Linked DNA regions of Mus musculus: region 1 is linked to region 2. Evidence: chromatin contacts called from ENCODE POLR2A ChIA-PET data. All regions are on one chromosome and are shown on one strand. The core of a region is the stretch at or near the end of the contact, and the rest is flanking DNA. Distances in the headings are between cores, read along the strand shown.

Region 1 (2,963 bases), core at 91-2,590, 410 kb after region 2:
TCTTGACTCAGCCTCTGGAGTTTATTACAGGGGTGTGCTACCACACCAAACAAACAACTGTTCTGAAATTGTTAATTTTTCTCCAATTCCCTTCGGCAGTTTTTGTTAGTGCCTTTTCACTGCAGAAGACAAAGCATACCAAATACGAACTTTAAATCTATCACAAACATGTCATGACTCTTTGAGACTTCTGTTTAATTACTAGCCTTATTTTTTTTGTTGTTTTGTTTTGTCTTTTTCCTATATGGGGTGATCTGGCAAGAGGCTTGTCTCCAGTTTGAGATCAGCCTGGTCTTTACGACGAGTTTTAGGCCAGCCTTAGAACTCTGGTAAAGATAATACGGTAATTAAAAAAACAAAAACTCTAGTTTCTTTTGTCACTAACCAGTGACCAGGCTGGGGGGGAGGGGGCGAAGAAGACTCATAATACTGCAAGAAACACGACTTAGGATATTCGGGGGAAATGTGAGCGATCCTCCTTTATGTCTTTTTGCCTTAGACTCAACGTATTTTTCTAAGAAGTAAGACATTAGGACAGGAGAGATAGCTCAACAGTTAAGAGCAATAGATGGTCCCGCAGACAGGGTTACTTCCTAGCACCCACGTGGCGGTTCACAATCAATTCCAGTTCCAGAGGATCAGACTCCCGCTTGATCGCCTCTCACAAGTGGTGCACCTACATACGCACAGGCAAAACAACCATACACATAAAATAAAAAATAGGTACATCTAAAGAACAAGAATTTTCCTTCCTTTTCTTTAAAAAAGAAAACCAGCGCGTCTAGAGCAGTAAACCACAACTCCCAGCATGCTCCGGGGAGGCGGGGAGCCGAGTCGTTGCCTCCCCGCCCCGTAGGACAACTTCCACTTTTACACTGCCTCAATCTCTCGGGCCACGACGGGTATTTCTGGCTCCTCTACTCCTCCCTACCGCTAAGGCTGAAATAAAAAGTAGAGAACTATCATGCCTTCCTTGGCCTTCACGGTCGGACGAGAACCGATGGACAAAACAGAGCTTCATGATCTTACCTACAGCATTAATCCAAAGCCTCCACCCCAGCACCCACCCTCTAGTGGGTACTCATGCGCTGTAGCGAGCCAGCTAACTGCCCGTGCTTTGGCGCTTGCGCAGACATTCTGGCCGCACGCGGCCGGGAGCGGCCACGCCAGTGCGCAAGCGCTTGCGTCTCCCAGTCCCCTACATCATGCCCTCTCTATCTAACTTGCCTTGCCTTTCTTGCGTAGAGGGCGGGGCTAATACTGTCGATTGGCCTATGTTTTTGTCAATCAATAAAATGAGTTTGGTGATTGGCGGCACTTCAGAGGTTAGCAGGTTTCTGTGTCATTCCTGAGGAGGCAGCGTTTTCTTCGCTGCTCTTCTCTCCAGAAGGTTCTGCCGATTCCCCCCAGCTCTGGAGAGTCGGCTCTGCGTCGTGCCGCCATGATGGGCCACCGTCCAGTGCTCGTGCTCAGTGAGTTCAGGGAAGGGATGTCTCTCTCCGCCCCTCTCTCCCCAAGCTGGCCAGTGTTGCCCAGCTCCGTCCCGCCATGACTCGGCCCTCGTGCCTTCCAGTGGTCTTTTCGCCTTGGACCAAGCTCCTTCCCCACTTTTCTTCTCTTGCCTCTCCTGTCGCCTTCTTTTGACAAAATGACTTTCCGCTCTCGGAGTCGCTAGTCTTTACGTGTGCTTCATCCTATTCGCGTTCGGTTCTTTAGTCGCCACCCTCCACGCCCCCGTGTCCTTTACAGCATGATTTCCGTGTAGATAGTAATGATGGTTCTTAACGGTAGGCCTTGCTTCCTATGCTCGGTCCATCCCTCCGTAGAGGCGTGACTTAACGGCAACTCGCTTGATTGATACTTTAGCATCAGTATTTAGGAGGCTGTAGTAGAGTTGTTAAGTTGATAAGTAAAAGCTGCCTTTACCGGCAGATCGAATCGGAAGTGGCATCTTTTCAGTAGCGGTCATTCAGCAACCCTTGTTCGGAAATGACATTCCTGGCGTTCCCGATCTTGGATGTGATCTTTCCCACCAGCCAGTTCTCCCAAATTCCTTTCCTGGTTTTCTTTCCTCTTTAGGGAACGCCACTCATCTCAGTAAAGAGCACCAGTTCCTTGTCAGTTACCTGAGCTATTGAGAATAACTCAGTAAGCCTGGGTCAAAGTTAAACATAGTAAAGAGAAAAACAGATTTAGTCTGGCCACACTGGGAGGAGAGACAAAGGTGTTCAGTGACACTACCTCTCCTACACACTCGTAGACGAGTCCATGAGGTTTTAAGCAGCAGGCCAGATTTGTAAGAAGTCATTATTTTCTGCTCTAGTCTCCTGAGAGAAGTTTACCTACAGGGTGGCTCTCAGGCTTTAGTCTTTTTCCTGTTCTATCGTGAGATTCCTTGGCTTGTGATTGATATTTTGTTTGTTTTCGTCTGTGTATGGCACCAAGATTCCCTGGAATTGGAGTTACAGGCAGTTGTGAGCCACCTTGAGGGGCTGGGAATTGAAGCTGAACCATCTTTCCAGCCTCACAAGCAGACTTTCTTGGTCACTAATCTTTGAGACTCTGTGGCTCCTCTTCCCGGGGATGTTGTAAGGGGTGTGCAGTCTTGTGAAAAATCACTGTCCTACTGAGGCCCATTCAGGGCACTCAAGATATGAATCACTGGAAATATGTAAGCATGCATACAAGGAAAGTACTGGTCAAGACTATGAAGTTGAAGCATTTCAGGTTATCTCTTATTATACCGGGGGTTCTCTCATTATCTGTGTTTTTTGCCTGCCTCTATGTCTGTGCCTGCAGACACCAGAAAAGGACATCAGATCCCCTGGAACTGTAGTTAGAGATGATTGTGAGCTACCATGTTGGTGCTGGAAATGAATGCAGAGATCTCTGCAAGAGCTTCCAAAGGTTTTAACTACCAGGCCATCTCACTTCGTAACTGGCTAGCCTGGAACTAACTCACT
Region 2 (3,319 bases), core at 296-2,795:
TACCAAATCCTGCTTCTATAGGTTGTAATCCCAGCTACAGGGGAGACTGAAGCAGAACAATCTAAAATTCAAGTCAGTCTAGACAATCTAGAAAAACCATTCCTCAAAATAAACAATGGAAACAGGGCTGGGTTTTGTAGCTCAGTGGAAGAGCATTTACCTACTATGTGTGAGGGAGGCTACAAGTCCAACTCCCATTGTGTGTGGGGGTGAGGGAGAGGCAATACTCAATTTCTTATACCAGGGATAGTGTAATACACTTTTTAATCCAGCACTTGGACTCTGAGACAAGAGGATCACAAGTTGAAGCCCAAGCTGAGCTACACAGTGATTCAAGAAAAGCCTGGGTTACAATACTAGAACCATGTCAAAATAAGTAAACATTCCATCTCTTCTCTAACTCCACTCATGTCCTTTACCTCCTTCCAGCCTTCTTATTTTAGAGATGGGGCAAAGGATAAGGCTGGTCCTGGATGTTCAACAGGAGCACTTTAGTCCCACCAGCTGTCACTTCAGGCGCCACTTTTAACCTGCCCTCAATATGGGAAGAGAAGCCAACTGAGATAAAGATGCTGAAAGGGAAAGAATTGTCTCCATGCATGCGCCTTAAGCCTGTCAGTACCAAGGATACCACGCATCCCTTTCTGCAAGGAAGTCCCAGGTTCCAGAATGCCTCATGGCCAATACCCTAACTCCCCAAAGCAGGCAAGTTCAGGTGAATTTAACCGCCTTCTAAGAGGATTCCAGCGGCTCGGAGTCAACGGATGCGTTTGTCGAGCTCCATTATGGTTACAAGTCCCTCCTACCCCTAAACTCCAGCCCAATGGGACTTGAGGTGCCCCCCCCCTCCATACTCACATCGCCCTTCTGCAGCTCCGGCGCCGCTATCCTAACCGGTTCGGTTCTCTTCTTTGGCTTGGGAAGGCCCAAGGGGGGTCCGACACCGCCCACAGCTGGGGGCAGACTGAGCCCAGGGCCTTGAGGCGATGGCAGCCCCAGCCCCTCTCCAACTCCCGCAGCTTCAGCAGGGCTCACTCCTGCAGGTGGCGGGAAGCCGCCCAGGCCAAAGGGCAGCGGCGGAGGCGGCTGCAGTCTGGGGTCTCCGGTGGGCGGGGGCAGCAGGAGCGGCGGGGGGAAGGCTGGGGCCAGCATCTGGGGGGGCGGGGGCAGCAAGGCCGGGCCTTTGGGTGCAGGAAGAGAAGCGAACAGGCCTCCTAAAGTGGGCCCTGGCATAGGAGCCGCCACATCCTCTTCCTCCGGCTCCGGCTCCGGCTCCGGCTCATCCGGCTCACTATCGTCGCTGCTGGCATAAGCAACCAGAGACATGGCGCCTCCCGCCTTTGGGACGCCCTTGCTGGCAGACTAGGCCTACTTGAGACCCGGGATGTCCCGGCGGCCTAGTAGGCCCTACCAGCGGGCAAGGCGGGGAACCGAAAAGCGCCTCCTGCTCCGTGCTCTAGAACTATCCCCGGCAGGAACCCATGGCTAGGGTTGATTTCCACCGAGTAAGAATTCCCGCTACACTTAAGCTCCTAGCACCAAGCAACTACACACACCTAATGGCCGCCGAGTCACTCCGCCTACTACTCACCTCACAGACTTAAGAACTACAATTCCCAGAGAAGACTTTAGCAACAACCCCATTCTCTACCTCCGGGAACTCAGTGCAAAGCATGGCGGGAATTGCAGTCTAAAGGTGGCGTAAAGGGTGCGCAGAAAGACTGAGCGAAAGCTTCCTCTGATGCAGTGATTCCTGGGATTCGTAGTTTGTTTGTTTGTTTGTTGTTGTGTGTCCTTTCAAGTCCTATGTTACTACAAGCCCCATGGATCAGCGCGGTAGCACGTAAGCATTTAGAGCATTTCGGTACTTGAAGTTCCTCAGAGCAGCTAAGGATTATGGGAGCTGTGGTACCCTTAGAAACTGCAAGTGTTGTCGGGAAAGTGATGAAGTCTGGGAAAGTAAATAGCTTAAAGGGAAAGTTACCTGTAAATAAAACAGTGATGCTTCCGAGTCGACCTGGGTGTTAGAACAAAGCACCCCAAGAAAAGACAAAGCTCTAGGGTACGTTATAAAATTAAGATTGCGAAGCCAGAAAGAAAACGAGGCCGCAGGCATCTGAGAGCATGGCAAGGGTGGTGTCATGCACCTTGAATCCCAGCACTAGGAAGTCAGACGCGGGCGGAGATCTGTGAGTTCGAGGCCAGCCTAGACTATGAAGTGAGGTCCAGGACAGCCAAGGTGACACAGAAAATCCTGTCTCTGTCTCACAGAAAAAAAAAAAAAAAAAAAAAAAAAAAAAAAAAAAAAAGAGTCAGTGCTCTTAACCAATGAATACACCAGTATACATCTAGTAACAGTACACACCTCCCATGAACGCTATCCCCATGAGTGTGGGGACTTGGGCTCCTTCCTCAGCAACTAGTGAGAAGCACGGGAAACTAGGGCAAGGTATTGGAGAATTGGAGATTAATCACTTTACCTCAGTAAAAGGACAGACTATGGCCCGGTACACTTCCAAGTTCTTAGGGGTTGATCACCTGTGCCCACCCTACAGTGCATGTGTCTTTGGCATTCATTTCTTGGCTGGATGTGCTGTCTTCTCGGCCTTTGCGTATGGCCCTCATATCCACCCACTTTTACTGCAGGCTTTTTCACATACTGCCCGTCTATGATGACGTGCTGTGCAACTGCTCTTCCCTGGCTCCCTGTGATTCTGGATCACTTCTGTCACCCTCTAACTGAGGGCCCTCTACTTGCCATGTCCTTTATACATGAACCCATCTCTCTGTGGGTACCTCCCTGCTCCTAAGAGCAGAAAACCTTTGAGGTCAGCCAACAACGAAAGAGCTGCTAGAGTTTGGCAGGGAGGAGGCTAAAGAACGTGGAAAGGGTGCTTTGAGCGAAGGATGAGGATTGTAAAGACTGTGAAAGGATGTGGCTCTTCCTCACCAGCCTCCTCGCCATGTGTCTGAACATTTGGCTTCATACACAAACTTATACCACCTTCTCTAGACATCTGCTTAAATCTCCCAGAATAACTTGTATACACCTGTGTTTAAACTATACTGAGTTTAGGCAGCTCAACATTACAGTGCTTAGCTAGCATGCACGTATGTACATGATTCAGAATTTGACACCCCACTGATACCTGTCCCCCCCCCAAAAAAAATTAAGATTTATTTATAGCCCAACAGTGGTGGCGCACGCCTTTAATCCCAGCACTTGGGCACTTAGGAGGCAGAGGCAGGCAGATTTCTGAGTTCAAAGCCAGCCTGGTCTACAGAGTGAGCTCCAGGACAGCCAGGGCTACACAGAGAA

What was found. ChIA-PET counts read pairs that join two places held with the same protein, here RNA polymerase II (POLR2A).
Region 1: POLR2A ChIA-PET joins it to region 2 with 10 read pairs in embryonic stem cell. The contact joins the promoter of Cct3 here to the promoter of Prcc in region 2. POLR2A ChIA-PET finds 5 or more read pairs at or near these places in 2 of 5 experiments (Patski and embryonic stem cell).

The regions. Positions count from the first base shown.
Region 1 is chr3:88,295,795-88,298,757 of GRCm38, forward strand. Cct3 (chaperonin containing Tcp1, subunit 3 (gamma)) reads left to right here and starts at 1,341. Exons shown (of 14, transcript NM_009836.1): 1 at 1,341-1,472. The coding sequence starts at 1,442. It overlaps Tsacc (TSSK6 activating co-chaperone), which reads right to left and starts at 1,205. Exons shown (of 4, transcript NM_001357024.1): 1 at 1,030-1,205.
Region 2 is chr3:87,884,017-87,887,335 of GRCm38, forward strand. It overlaps Prcc (papillary renal cell carcinoma (translocation-associated)), which reads right to left and starts at 1,546. Exons shown (of 7, transcript NM_033573.2): 1 at 859-1,546. The coding sequence starts at 1,326.